2 separate regions of the Homo sapiens genome follow, and region 2 is linked to region 1. A link is a contact called in ENCODE Hi-C or POLR2A ChIA-PET data. All regions are on one chromosome and are shown on one strand. The core of a region is the stretch at or near the end of the contact, and the rest is flanking DNA. Distances in the headings are between cores, read along the strand shown. Region 1 holds the start of PPIL6 (peptidylprolyl isomerase like 6). Region 2 holds the start of RPF2 (ribosome production factor 2 homolog).

Region 1 (6,182 bases), core at 2,646-5,145:
CCTTCAAAAAAAATCGTGCTGCTCAGTAGTGCTAGAAAACCACTGGTGTTGGCAACCCTCCTAATTTGGCAGCTTAGGAAACAAAGCCCGGGTTATAGAAATCACATAGGCTGGGATTAGGTTGTGGCCCTCCTGCTTCCCTGCCCAGTTCCCTGTTCTCTAAGCTTTGTCTCCTCCTTTTAGAAAACCTAAAGACAGCTGCTGATCGGCAGGCTGAGGACCAGGTCCTGAGGAAGCTGGTGGATTTGGTCAACCAGAGAGATGCCCTCATCCGCTTCCAGGAGGAGCGCAGGCTCAGCGAGCTGGCCTTGGGGACAGGGGCCCAGGGCTAGACGAGGGTGGGCCGTCTGCTTTCGTTCCCACAAAGAAAGCACCTCACCCCAGCACAGTGCCACCCCTGTTCATCTGGGCTGCCTGGCAGAGAGCCTTGCTGTTTACAATTAAAATGTTTCTGCCACAAACAGCGTTCACACCGCCTACAGGTGGGAGGTGGGGGCGTGTATGGGGACAGGAGAAGATGTGTAGGAGCCTTAAGGTCTGTAGTGTGACAGTCACACTGACCCCTGGCTCCCATCGCCTCTACAAGGAAAAAGGCAGAGCCACTAAAGGGCCAAGCTTTATTGTTCTTTAGTTCTGTCCCCCTCCTGCTGCCCCAGGAGTAGGGCTGGCTGAGGCTCTGGGCCCAGATCCTGGGCCTCCCTTGCCCTTCCTAGCACATGCTGGAGCTCAGCCTGGGCCCTATATAAGCCATTGACCTCCTGTACGTGGAAGAGGTAGAATGCACCTGCCCACAGCACCAGCCCTACACTGGGGGTCCAGAGCAGTATGGCAGCTTCCCCGGCCCCTCCTCCAGCCGCCAGGACACACAGCAGTGCCAGGAGAAGCAGCCCCAGGCCAATCACATAGCTAGCGAAGGTGGCCCACCAGCGAGCCTGAGCCATGCCCAGACCCAGCTCCGTCCAGGCCTCCTTTAGCACACACATCAACGGCGACCTCTCTGCTGGTCCTACAACAGAGCAGGGCAGTGGGGCAGGAGAGAGTCAAGAGTGGAAGGGCTGCTTCAAGCGGGGCAAGGGCCAAGGAAAGGGTGGGGGTGACTCACCGTGGGTAGAGCTGGGGTTCTGCTGTGGGGGGCTGTGCCTCACAAACAGAGTAGCCATCAGGGCTTCATGATCAGAGAGGGGGGTGCCCCTGTGAGGGTCAAAGCCTGTAGTGGTTTCAAAACTCTTACAGGAGATGTAAAACCCAGAAACTGCCTAGGAAAAGTAAGGGCCAGAGAGAAGCTTATATATGAGGGCCTCTTCCCAGAGAACCAGCTCCCGGCTACCCCACTTTCCACCCATCAGTGGTCCAAGACTAGACTAGCTGAGCAAAGGATCTACACAGGTTAGTAGACAAAGAGACACAGCATATGAAAGCATGTTGAAGGGAGGAGCCTGACCTTGTAAAGCACGTAGTCAATGCGGACACCAAAGGGAAATGGCTTCAGCTCCTGCTGGCTGACGTAGCAGTTCTTGGGTACCATTGTGTTGCCTTCCTCAGAGCCCTAAGGGAATCATTGGCTCATGCTAGGATGTGGGGGAGAAGGAGGGAGAGAAGCTGGGGATATAGGTGGGGAAGTAACAGGCAAGTCCTCACCTTGAAGTCCCGAGTTTCAAGATAGGCATCATGAAGCCCTGTCCACTCCTTCAGCAGGCAGCAGCCCAGGTCTTCTGGGTGCATGTTGAGGTCTCCACACAACAGAACCACGTCTGCCTTCTTGGATGTGTGGCTGGGGGAACCAGGTTGGTGAGGCGGGAGTTCTTCCATCACCAGCTCTTCCCCATGACTGGGGCCTTGTTCACCCTCAGCCCCTGGGTCCCATCCCACTTCCCATTTCAAGCCCAGGCTCACACACTGGATGAACTGGGCCAATTCCCAAGCTTGGGCCACACGATGTGCTAGGTAGATGTCCTTCTGTCGATTGTATTCGGCATGGAGCTGAGCAAGATAGATGAGATCACAGCAGATAAGACTGAGGGTCCCAGGGGTATGTCTGAATCAAGCCTGTGTCTGTCACTTGGCATGGTGTTTGGTATACAATGGATAAGCCTTGCCCATTGCTTCCTTATAAGATCTTGCCCCCACACCTCATCCCCAGGTATGAGAGCTAGAGAAGTACCATCTCTCTGTCCCAGGACTGGGCTGCATGTCCCAGCCCTAGGCACTGCCAGCTTCACTCACATGGGTCACATAGGCGTTGAGCACCATGCCACTTAGATGGAGCACCAGCAGCCCCACAGCCTTCCCACTGAACCAGTCACCATGATGGATCTGCAGGCAGGAGGAGATAGAAACTCAGGGCACCGCCACCATCTTTCTGCCCATCCCCTGCAGCTCTCAGAGGGCTGCCTCCTCTACCTTGTATTACTGGAGGTGGGGAAGGGAGGTGGAAGAGGTCAAAGGTCTGCCTTACCATGTAGGGGTAGCCATTGAGAGTGTAGATGTGCTGGGTAAGCTCCTGGATTGGATGTTTGGAGAAGACACAGAGGCCACTGCCAATGATTCCGCTGAAAGCCAAGCCCTGCTTAATAACCAGAAAAACAGGGAGAGACACCCAGCCTTCTTCCCCTCCCTTGTCTTCCAGCTCTGATCAGCTATTTTTTTCTTTTTCTACTGCTGGGACTAGCCCTAGAACCAAGGCGACAGCCTTTGGAGGAGTATAGGGCAGCCAGAAAACAAAGCTGAAATGGGCTGAAGTCATAGGACCTTCTTGGTTCACCCTTCTCCTTCTCTCACATCCAGAGGGAGAGGAGGCTGGAGGAGACTGGAGAGTGCAGGCAGGATAGGGAAGGGCTGGCAGGGCCAAGAGCCTCCTGGGATGACAACAGGCTTCAGGCCAGTGGGCTTCTCACCTCCGGAAGTGGTGTGCAGCTGGGTAGGTAGGTGACAGCTTCTGTCTCAGGTACTGGAAGTCCTGCTCACTCCACACCTGAGGGAAGCGGTGAGGATGCCTGCTTGGTCTTTCCCCAGTGGGACGGTCTGTCCCTCCTCCCAGCCTGGGTTCCGCACCGTGCTGCACAATCTCACCTCCTCCAGCAAAGCCAGGTCGAAGCTCTCCTGGTTCAGAAAGTCTCCCAGGCGCCTCATGCGGTCGGCCCGGTGCTTGCTCAAGTACGGAATGCCCCTAAGGAAGGGAAGAGCGGGGCAGGGGAGGCGACTGCTGGGACCACCGGCGCTGGGGCCAGATGTGGACTTTGGAGGTTCGGGTTTTCCCTACACCCTGAGATCGTGGGGCGGGATAGGGGGAGGAAGGCTGCATGGGTGCGAACGGAAGGTGGCCCCCAGACCGCACTCCGCAGACGCACTCACCAGCAGTTGAGGTTGAAGATCCGCAGTCGCAGGGAGAAGTTGGGCTTCATGGTTGGGGAGCTCCAGGGGCGCTAGGCGGCTCGAACTCTCCAGCGACGGCCGCGGTGGGGACGGGGGCGGCCGGCGGCGCCTTCTCCCCAGACCGTTCCTTCTTCGCAGGCGGCGCGCACAGGTGGGCACCAAGCCCGCGTGGCTCAGGTCGGGCCCGACTCCCGCGTTCCCCCGGCAACCGGCCGGCTGTTCCCAATCAGGCGGGCCGCCAACCCGGAAAGGCGATCCGCTGCCGAAATCCGGGCGCCCAGGCTCGGTAAGGGCCGCGCGCTAGGACCCTGGGGGTCCGGAGAGCGCCCCCGGGTGGGCGGCTCCCGGTTCCTTTTCCTCCAAGCTCGTCCCCGGCGGTCGCGGCCGCCCGCGCGCCGGCGGCCCAGCAACAGGCGCAAAGTTGAGGAAAGGCCCAGCCGCCACGGGCCGCCCTCGACCCGCCCCTGGGCCCCGCCTCCTGCGAGCGGCGGAGGCGGGGCCGCGCGGTTGCCGGAGCGACGCGCAGTGTTTGGGGTCACCGGGCGTCCCCGGGCGCGGCCATGGCAAGGCCGCAGCCGTGCGGGCCCCCGCACGCTAGGTGCGGCTCGCCGTCGCTGCCGGAGCGGCCGCTGCAGGTGAAGGTGGTGGGGCTCTTCAGCTGCCCCAACTTTCAGATTGCGAAGAGCGCCGCTGAGGTAACCACAGAGAAACCTCCGTCGTGGGCGGCCCTCCCCGCTACCCGCTCTCGGCCGCGTGGACTGCAGGCGCCGCGCCTCCTCGAGGCGGCGGGGGTCGAGGCCCCACCGGCCGAGGAAGGGGCTGGCGTGTCCTGGCCGGGCGGGCTCCGTCTGGAGGACCGGGAGGAGAGTATAGGGGGGCAAGTGCGGGTCCGGGGGCGGGCGTTCCACTTGGCGACTTTTAAAGGGAGAACTGAGCGAAGGAAGGGTTCAGAACCGCGCTGGGAGATAAGGTAATCCCCTCCGAGACACACACACACACACCCGCAGATTTTGTTCTACGTCAATTTTTTCTTTAATTAGAGATATTTAAATTTATGGAAAAATGATTACTATATAACTAGCTAATTTTTACAACCCCGCCACCTCGGCCCAAGCGATTTTTGTTAACTATTCATGCGGGGAGATTCTTTTCTTTGAATTTTATAGAGCCGTCACTGCGTTCCAATCGAACTAGATGCTTCACAAGTGCTTTGGAAAATCATTTCTTTGTAAACACTCAGAACGATACTAAAGGAAAAGCACTTGAGGAAACTGGAAGAATTTGGCCAGATCAGTCATGCTGCAGCACACTTACAACCTGAAATGCAGGAGAAATGTATGAAATGTCGGCATGTAGAATTCAGCCCTTCTTACAGGGTTTGCTCCAGAAATGCTGTCCATGGCAAACTTCTCGCCGAAGCTCACTTGACTCCAGGACCATGCCTTAATTAATGTTTTTAACTCCCGAAGTACCCAGCTGGATACTTGACAACAAAATGTTCCCAAATAGAAGATATCTTGGCGCGGTGACTCACGCCTATAATCTCAGCACTTTGGGAGGCAGAGGCGGAGTTCTAGACCAGCCTGGCCAACATGGTGAAACCCCGTTTCTACTAAAAATACAAAAAATTAGCCGGGCGTGGTGGCGGTCTCTGTAATCCCAGCTACTCAGGAGGCTGAGGCACAAGAATCGCTTGAACCCGGGAGGCGGAGTTTGCAGAGAGCTGAGATCGCGCCATTGCCCTCCAGCCTGGGCGACAGAGCCAGACCCCGTCTCAAAATAAATAAATAATAAAAAGAAAACAAGTGATCAGAAGTCTGTGAAAATAATACATGAATCATCAAAAGTAGAAATTGTGGTCTGTGTTGCTTGGGCAGACGGGATCAGCAACCTTTTATTACCAAAGTTAATGGCCATGAAGTTAATTACAAAGTTAATGTATTAATGAGTTTCAGAGATTTTTTTTCTCTTTTTTTTCGCTCTTTTTCTGAAGGCACATATTTTCTGTGCCGACTCCACATTGTAAAGAAAGTGTTGACAAGTTTTTTTCTGTAAAGTCCAGATAGTAAATATGTTAGGCCTTCTTGGCAATAGGGTCTCAGTCACACCTGTTTAGCTTTTTCCTGTGTTGCAAAAGCAGACACAGAGATGGAAATGAATGACAGTATTCCAGTAAAACCATATTATGGACACGAAATTTGACTTGCGTATAATTTTCACATAACGTGAAATACAATTCTTTTGATTTTTTAGAATTGTTTACAGGCCGAGCGCGGTGGCTCTTGCCTATAATCCCAGCACTTTGGGAGGCTGAGGCGGGCAGATCACGAAATCGGGAGTTCAAGACCAGCCTGGCCAACATGGTGAAACCCCATCTCTACTAAAAATACAAAAATTATCCAGGCATGGTGGCGGGCGCCTGTAATCCCAGCTACTCGGGAAGCTGAGGCTGGAGAATCGCTTGAACCCGGGAGGTGGAGGTTTCGGTGAGCTGAGATCGTGCCACTGTGCTCCAGCCTGGGCAACAAGAGTGAGACTCTGTCTTAAAAAAAAAAACAAAAAACTGTTTACAAATCTAAAAATTATTCCTCTCCAACCCCTGATGTAGAAGACAGTAGGTCGAGAAAACAATATCTTTATTGTATTAATAATGTCAATTTTCCCTTTCTTAAACTTTTACCTACTGTAGTTATATTCAAATATGAAAATTCAGCTAGTTTTTTTTTTCTTTTTTTGGAAGAGATGGGGGTCTCACTGTGTTGCCTAGGCTGGTCTTGAACTCCTGGGCTCAAGCAATCCTCCTCGACCTC
Region 2 (6,900 bases), core at 1,412-3,911, 1.5 Mb before region 1:
CTGGGTAATTTTTGTATTTTTAGCAGAGACAGGGTTTCGCCATGTTGGTCAGGCTATTCTCGAACTACTGACCTCAGGTGATCCGCTCACCTCGGCTCCCAAAGTGCTGGGATTACAGGTGCGAGCCACAAGGGCCGGCCAAAATCTCACTTTTTTGGTAGATATTAGTAAAAGATATTTCCTTATTATTGTTAAATAAGTGTTTTGATAGCTTTTAAAAAAAAGCTTTCATTTTTGTATTCCCACCATTCTTTTATTACTGCTCTTTCCAATCTTTTTTTTAAGTAAAAAATAAAAGGCTCAAGTAAATACTGTTGCTGTTTTTTTTCTCTTACTCTTTCTTACTCTTCTTTTTTCTTCAAACTTTAAGTAGTCAAACTGTATCCTGTACCCTAATACAAAGAATTGAGCATCAACTGCTGATCAACCTGTGGACATTTACTAAACATAAGACTAACGACTGCTTATTTTTCTTTTAGGTTTAAGACCACAATGCCTGCCAGGAAGTATACACTGTTGCACTCCAACATCATTGCTGAGAATGCCAGTATTATTGCCAACAATGGGGAATAATAAGGCTGATGTTTACATGGAGTCACTCTATTAAGGCTTAATCTTCACCACAATCCTGAGAGTTACAATTCTTATTTATTTATTTATTTATTTTTTTGAGACAGAGTCTCGCTCTGTCGCCCAGGCTGGAGTGCAGTGGTGCGATCTCGGCTCACTGCAAGCTCCGTCTCCCAGGTTCACGCCATTCTCCTGCCTCAGCCTCCCGAGTAGCTGGGACTACAGGCGCCCGCCACGACGCCCGGCTAATTTTTTGTATTTTTAGTACAGACGAGGTTTCACCGTGTTAGCCAGGATGGTCTCGATCTCCTGACCTCGTGACCCACCCCCCCGCCTCAGCCTCCCAAAGTGCTGGGATTACAGGCGTGAGCCTCCACGCGCGAGTTACAATTCTTATCTTCACTTTACAGATGAGGCAATTGAACAGACAGGTAATGTGCCCAAGATCACACAGCAAGTAAACAGGCCAATTTTTAAAATGAGCTAGGGCTGGGAGGTGGCCCACAGCCTGTAATAAAAACACTCTAGGAGGCCAAGGTGGATGGATCACTGAGCCCAGAAGTTCGAGACCAGCCTGGGCAACAATGCAAAACCCTGTCTCTACAAAAAATACAAAAATTAGCTGTGGTGGTGTGCGCCTATAGTCCCAGCTACTCAGCAGGCTGAGGTAGGAGGACTGCTTGATCCCAGGGAGGTCGAGGCTGCAGTGAGCTGTGATGGGGCTACTGCACTCCAGCCTGGGTGACAGAGTGATACCCTGTCTCAAAAAAAAACAAATTTTTTAAAGCTAGATTTAAAAATTCGTCTAGACCAATTACCCTGTAAAATATGAAGGGAAAATAAATTCATTATTCTGACTTTATGATGTGACAGTAGGAGTGGCATGTTTTTACACACTTCTGTTCAAAAGAGGGGCTTCACCTCTGCTTCCTCTACAATGAGCACCTTGCTTTTCAGACAGTTCTCTGCCATCTACTGAAAGAATTCTTCCTCCCAAATAATTATGACCCTCCCTCGTCCAGTCCCATGGACACTTTGGGAAGAAAAAGAGACCATACATACACTTAAGTTTCCCATGTAGATTTTTAAAATACTCCTCCAGATATAATGTCACATATAAAGCTTCTGATCATTTACTGGTTGATAAAGATACAAATTATTCTATCTTTTGTATCTCATTAAACAGCAACAAATGCAAATAGCAATTAACATGTTTTATTAGCTGCCTGCTCCCAATTAACGTGTGAACTAGTCCCAATACCTAGTAAACTACTCTTTGTAGTCCAAACAGCTAGAGGCATAGCAGGTGTGCAAAATCTCTGAATGACTAAAACTGTCGTTTTGGATACATGTTAACTTAGGTAAATAGCAAGAAAATCACAGCAAGTAACAGCAGGGCTGTTTAGCCCAAATATTCTTGAACAAATTTAAAACAGGTATCATTCAAGGATAACTCAGAGGAGTGTACAAAGTTGGAAGGAAAAGAAAAAACTAATGAACATTTCTACGTGCTGCAGCAAAGGCTCTACATACATTCTCGAAACTAACCCTCACAGCTCTATGAAGTATGACTATGGTGAGCGCTATTTTACAGAATAAGCTAAGATTTAGAGATATTTAATGACCCAAAGTCACAAAGCTTTAAGTGGACGCGCCAGACTGTCACTCAGATCTGTCGGATTCCGAGGGCTGTGCTCCTAACCCCACTATACCATCTGTCTCATACTTCGGAAGTCAGACGTTTTTCAACTGGCTAGGATAAAAGCGGCCAACGCTTCAATCCCACATCCCTCCCATCCCACGGCTCCCACTTGAGAGCTTCCCCACTGTCTCCTGGCAAGCAGCTCGCGCTGAGGAGGACCCGGGCTGGTGATCGATCGGCCCCCACCCAGGTAATTAGAGGGGTAACCAGGAAGAGTGAGAGGCCGAGACAGTACCACCCTCATCACGGGACCCTTTCACCCCAACGCTCCCCGGGGCTGAGACCCAGCGCACTTACACTACTCGATCCAGAGTGTCCATCGCTACCGCTACCTGCAACTCTTAACCAGGGGGCATGCACGTGCCCTCGGCGATTACGTGCGCCGGAACAGGCGGAACCGGAAGCTGCGCGTAACGCCACTTCCGGGGACGGCCTCGTAGAGGGCGTCTAGAGGCGCTGGCGGCCATCTTGATTGGAATCGCGCCCTGTTGTCTTGGTTACGGATTTTTGCCCCGGCTCTTTCCTGGAGTTACAGGTGCGAGGTAATACTTTTAAGTAACACTGGCCGGGCGTGGTGGCTCACGCCTGTAATCCCAGGATTTTGGGAGGCCCAGGCGGGCGGATTACCTGATAACAGGAGTTCGAGACCAGCCTGGCCAACATGGCGAAACCCCGTCTCTACTAAAAATACAAAAATTAGCCGGGCGTGGTGGCGGGCGCCTCTAACCCCAGCTACTCGGGAGGCTGAGGCAGGGAGAACTGCTTGAACCCGGGAGGCGGAGGTTGCAGTGAGCGGAGATCGCGCCACTGCACTCCAGCCTGGGTGACAGAGCGAGACTTCGTCTCAAAAATAAAATAAAAATAAAATAAAATAACATAGACCCTCGCAGTTTGATGTACGCGCTAGTGTGCATACCTGGAGTCAGGTATTCAGAAACCAGATTTTATTCTTCAAGGAATCCCAGGATGCTAGAAAGGTTGATTGATTGCACGGTAGGTACTCACATAAGCACTAAAAACATTGATGTGAAAGGGGCACTATTGACAACTATGCGATCTGTGTGACAGAATTTATGACTACCACAGTTGCCTAGTACATAAAAGATGCGCAGAAAATGTACTGCTGTTCGTGATTTTTCCCCAGTTTTTAAGTTACCATATACTTCACATACCATAAAATGTACCCCTTTACAGTGTACAATTCAGTGATTTTTGGTGTATTCACAAAGATGTGCAAATATCACCACTAATTCCAGAATATTTAATCACCTCAAAAAGAACCCCCCTGACACACACACCCAGTAGCAGTCCATGCCCCACTTCCCCCTCCTGCCAGCCCTTGGCAACCAATAATCTACTTTATGTTCAATGGATTTGCCTATTCTGAACATATATAAATGGTTTCGTGCAACGTATGGCCTTTTGTGTTTGACTTCTTTCACTATCTTTTTGAGGTTCATACATGTAGCGTGGATCAGTACTTCCATTTTGTTAGGACTGAATAATATTCCTTTGTATGGATATACCACATTTTGTTTATCCATTTATCAACCTAGGTACTTTTTTTATTTTAGACATAGTCTTGCTCTGTCGCCAGGGCTGAAGTGCAGTGGTGCGATCTTGGCTTACTGCGCCGTCCACCTCCCGGGTTCAAGCAGTTCTGCCTCAGCCTCCCAAGTAGCTGGGATTACATGCACGCACCACCACACCTTGCTAACTTTTGTATTTTTTAGTAGAGACAGGGTTTCACCATGTTGGCCAGGCTGGTCTTGAACTTCTGAGCTCAGGTAATCCACCCGCCTTGGCCTCTCAAAGTGCTAGGAATACAGGCGTGAGCTACTGTACCCGGCAGCTTATGTACATTTGAATGGTTCCTATTTTTTGGCTATTATGGATTATGCTGCTTTGTGTTTTTTTGTTTTGTTTTGCTTTGCTTTGTTTTGTTTCTGAGACAGAGTCTCACTCTGTCACACAGGCTGGAGTGCAGTGATGCAATCTCAGGTTACTGCAACCTCCATCTCCTGGGTTCAAGTGATTCTAGTGCTTCAGCCTCTCGAGTAGCTGGGACCACAAGCGCGTGCCACCACACCCAGCTGCTTTGAATATTAGTGTACAAATTTTTGTGTGGACATACATTTTCAATTCTCTAGGAGAAAAATTGCTGGGTCATATGCTGACTCTTAAGTGTAACATTTTGAGGCACTGGTAAACTGTTTTCCAAAGCACCTGCACCACTTAAATTCCCATGAGCAATGTAAGAGAGTTTGGTATTAGTTTCCTATTTCTGTTGTAACAAATTATCACACATTTATTATTTTATACTTCAGGAAGTCAGAAGTCTGAAATCAGTTTTGCAGGTCTAAAATGTAGGCCGGAAGCAGTGGCTCACACCTGTACCCAGCACTTTGGAAGGCTGAGGTGGGCGGATCATGAGGTCAGGAGATCAAGACCATCCTGGCTAACACCATGAAACCCGATCTCTACTAAAAATACAAAAAATCAGCCAGGCGTGGTGGCACGCCTCTAGTCCCAGCTACTTGGGAAGCTGGGGCAAGAGAATCACTGGAACCTGGGAGGTGGAGGTTGCGGTAAGCTGAGATCGCACCACTGCACTCCAGCCTGGGCAACAGAGTAAGACTCCGTCTCTTAAGTAAATAAATAAATAAATTAAATAAATAAATAAATAAAATGAAGAAGTCAGTAGGACTACATTCCACCTGGAGGCTTCAGGGGAGAATCGGTTTCTTGGCTTTTTCCAGCTTCTGTAGACTGTCTGCATACTTTGGCATTTCTCCATCTTCAAAGATCATCAGTTGAACTTCTTCCATTGTCACATCTTTTTCTCTGATGCTCTGACACTCCTAACTCCCTCTTAATAAAACCCTTGTGATTACATGGGCATCACCTGGATAATCCATGATAATCTCAAGATCCTTAATCGTATAGCAAATTCCTTCTGGGCATATAAAGTAACATATTCACAGATACCTGGGGGTTCTCAACATCTTTGGGCTGGGAGTTGAAGGAAGCATTGTTCTATCTACCAAAGGTTCCAATTTCTCCACTCCTCACCAAAACTTAGCATTGTCCATCTGTTTTATTAAGCCATCCTAACAGATATGAGTGGTATCTCATTGTGATTTTCATTTCCTTGATGGCAAGGCAAATGATGGTGAGCATGTTTTCATGTGCTGATTGATTACCCATTTTTATATCTTCTTTGGAAAAATGCCTATCCAAATCCTTTGCCCGGTTTTTAAATTGGGTTGTCCTTTTATTGTTGAGTTCTAATATTTTCTCATGTATTCCAGATATAAGTCCCTTACCTGATACATAATTTGCAAATATTTATCCCATTTAGTAGGCGTTATCTTGTTGTTAATGTGCTTTTCAGCACAGATCTTTTGAACTTTGTTGAAGCCCAGTTTACATATTTTTTCCTTTTGTTGCCTGTGCTTTTGGTATCATATCTAAGAAGCCATTCCCTATTCCAACATCACAAAGATTTACCCTATGTCTTCTTTCAAACATTTTTAATTGCAGCTCTTATATTTAAGCCTTTGGTCCATTTTTATTTTGATATATGGTGTGAGATAGGGGTTCAACTTTATTCTTTTGTATATGGATATCCAGTTGTCCCAGCATCATTTGTTGAAAAGATTATTCTTTCTCCATTGAATTGTCTTAGCATCCTTTTGCAATATCAATCGACCATAATTGTAAGGGTTTATTTCTGGACCCACAATTCTATTTAATTGATCTGTCTGGTTTTCATTATGCTAGATCCACAGCTTTGATTACCATATAGCATTGTAGTAAGTTTTGAAACTAAGAAATGTGACTTTTATGATTTTTCTCTTTTGCAAGATTGAATTTCCATATGAATTTTAGGGTCAATTTCTCAATTTCTGCAACAAAGGCAGCTTGGATTTTTCTTTTCTTTTTTTTTATGTTATTTTATCAATTGATTTTTTTTTTTGAGATACAGTCTCCTTTTGTTGCCCAGACTGGAGTGCAGTGGTGTGAACACAGCTCACTGCAGCCTTGACCTGGGCTCAAACAGTGCTCTCACCTCAGCCTCCCGAGTAGCTGAAATCACAGGCATGCACCACCACGTCTCACTAATTTTTAAATTTTTTATAGGGATGGGGTCTCATGTTGCCCAGGCTAATCTCAAACGGCTAGGCTCAAGCAATCCCCTTGCCTCAGCCTCCCAGTGTTCAGATTATAGAAGTGAGCCACAGCACTCGGCCTGACTTCTTTTCCTAGTTTGTTGAATGCTTTTTATCATGCAAGTGTGTTGGATTTTGTGTGTGCTTTTTCTGCATCTATTGAGATGATCATGTTGTTTTTTCCTTTATTCTATTAACATTTTGTATTACACTGATTTTCATATGTCCAACCAACCTTATATTCTTGGAATCAATCCTATTTGGTCATGGTGTATGATCCTTTTTATATGTTACTGGGTTCAGTTTGTTGATAGTTTGCTGAGGATTTTTGTGTCTATATTCATCATATTGGCCTGTAGTTTTCTAGTGGAATCTTTGTTTGGCTTTGGTATTGGATCAATACTGGCCTAATAGATTCAGATGGGATGTATTCCCTCCTCTTTAGTTTTTTGGAAA

The links. Hi-C counts contacts between places; a loop is a spot of excess contacts on that map. ChIA-PET counts read pairs that join two places held with the same protein, here RNA polymerase II (POLR2A). Pooled maps may share reads with other maps.
Region 2: a loop to region 1 is called in a map of CD4-positive, alpha-beta T cell, with 10 times the contacts of the local background. The contact joins the promoter of RPF2 here to the promoter of PPIL6 in region 1. A Hi-C loop is called at or near these places in 2 of 168 maps with a recorded cell type or tissue (CD4-positive, alpha-beta T cell and CD4-positive, alpha-beta memory T cell) and 6 of 50 pooled maps. POLR2A ChIA-PET finds 5 or more read pairs at or near these places in 1 of 52 experiments (naive thymus-derived CD8-positive, alpha-beta T cell).

Annotation. Positions count from the first base shown.
Region 1 is chr6:109,438,341-109,444,522 of GRCh38, reverse strand. It overlaps PPIL6 (peptidylprolyl isomerase like 6), which reads left to right and starts at 3,895. Exons shown (of 8, transcript NM_173672.5): 1 at 3,895-4,067. The coding sequence starts at 3,933. It overlaps SMPD2 (sphingomyelin phosphodiesterase 2), which reads right to left and starts at 3,799. Exons shown (of 10, transcript NM_003080.3): 1 at 3,352-3,799; 2 at 3,070-3,166; 3 at 2,895-2,971; 4 at 2,456-2,549; 5 at 2,224-2,313; 6 at 1,898-1,980; 7 at 1,639-1,771; 8 at 1,442-1,546; 9 at 1,103-1,256; 10 at 604-1,006. The coding sequence starts at 3,401. The coding sequence ends at 618. MICAL1 (microtubule associated monooxygenase, calponin and LIM domain containing 1) reads left to right here. Exons shown (of 25, transcript NM_022765.4): 25 at 184-461. The coding sequence ends at 332. RefSeq lists enhancers at 2,915-2,994, 3,155-3,224 and silencers at 3,638-3,843, 3,485-4,304.
Region 2 is chr6:110,977,799-110,984,698 of GRCh38, reverse strand. RPF2 (ribosome production factor 2 homolog) reads right to left here and starts at 2,661. Exons shown (of 10, transcript NM_032194.3): 1 at 2,570-2,661. The coding sequence starts at 2,592.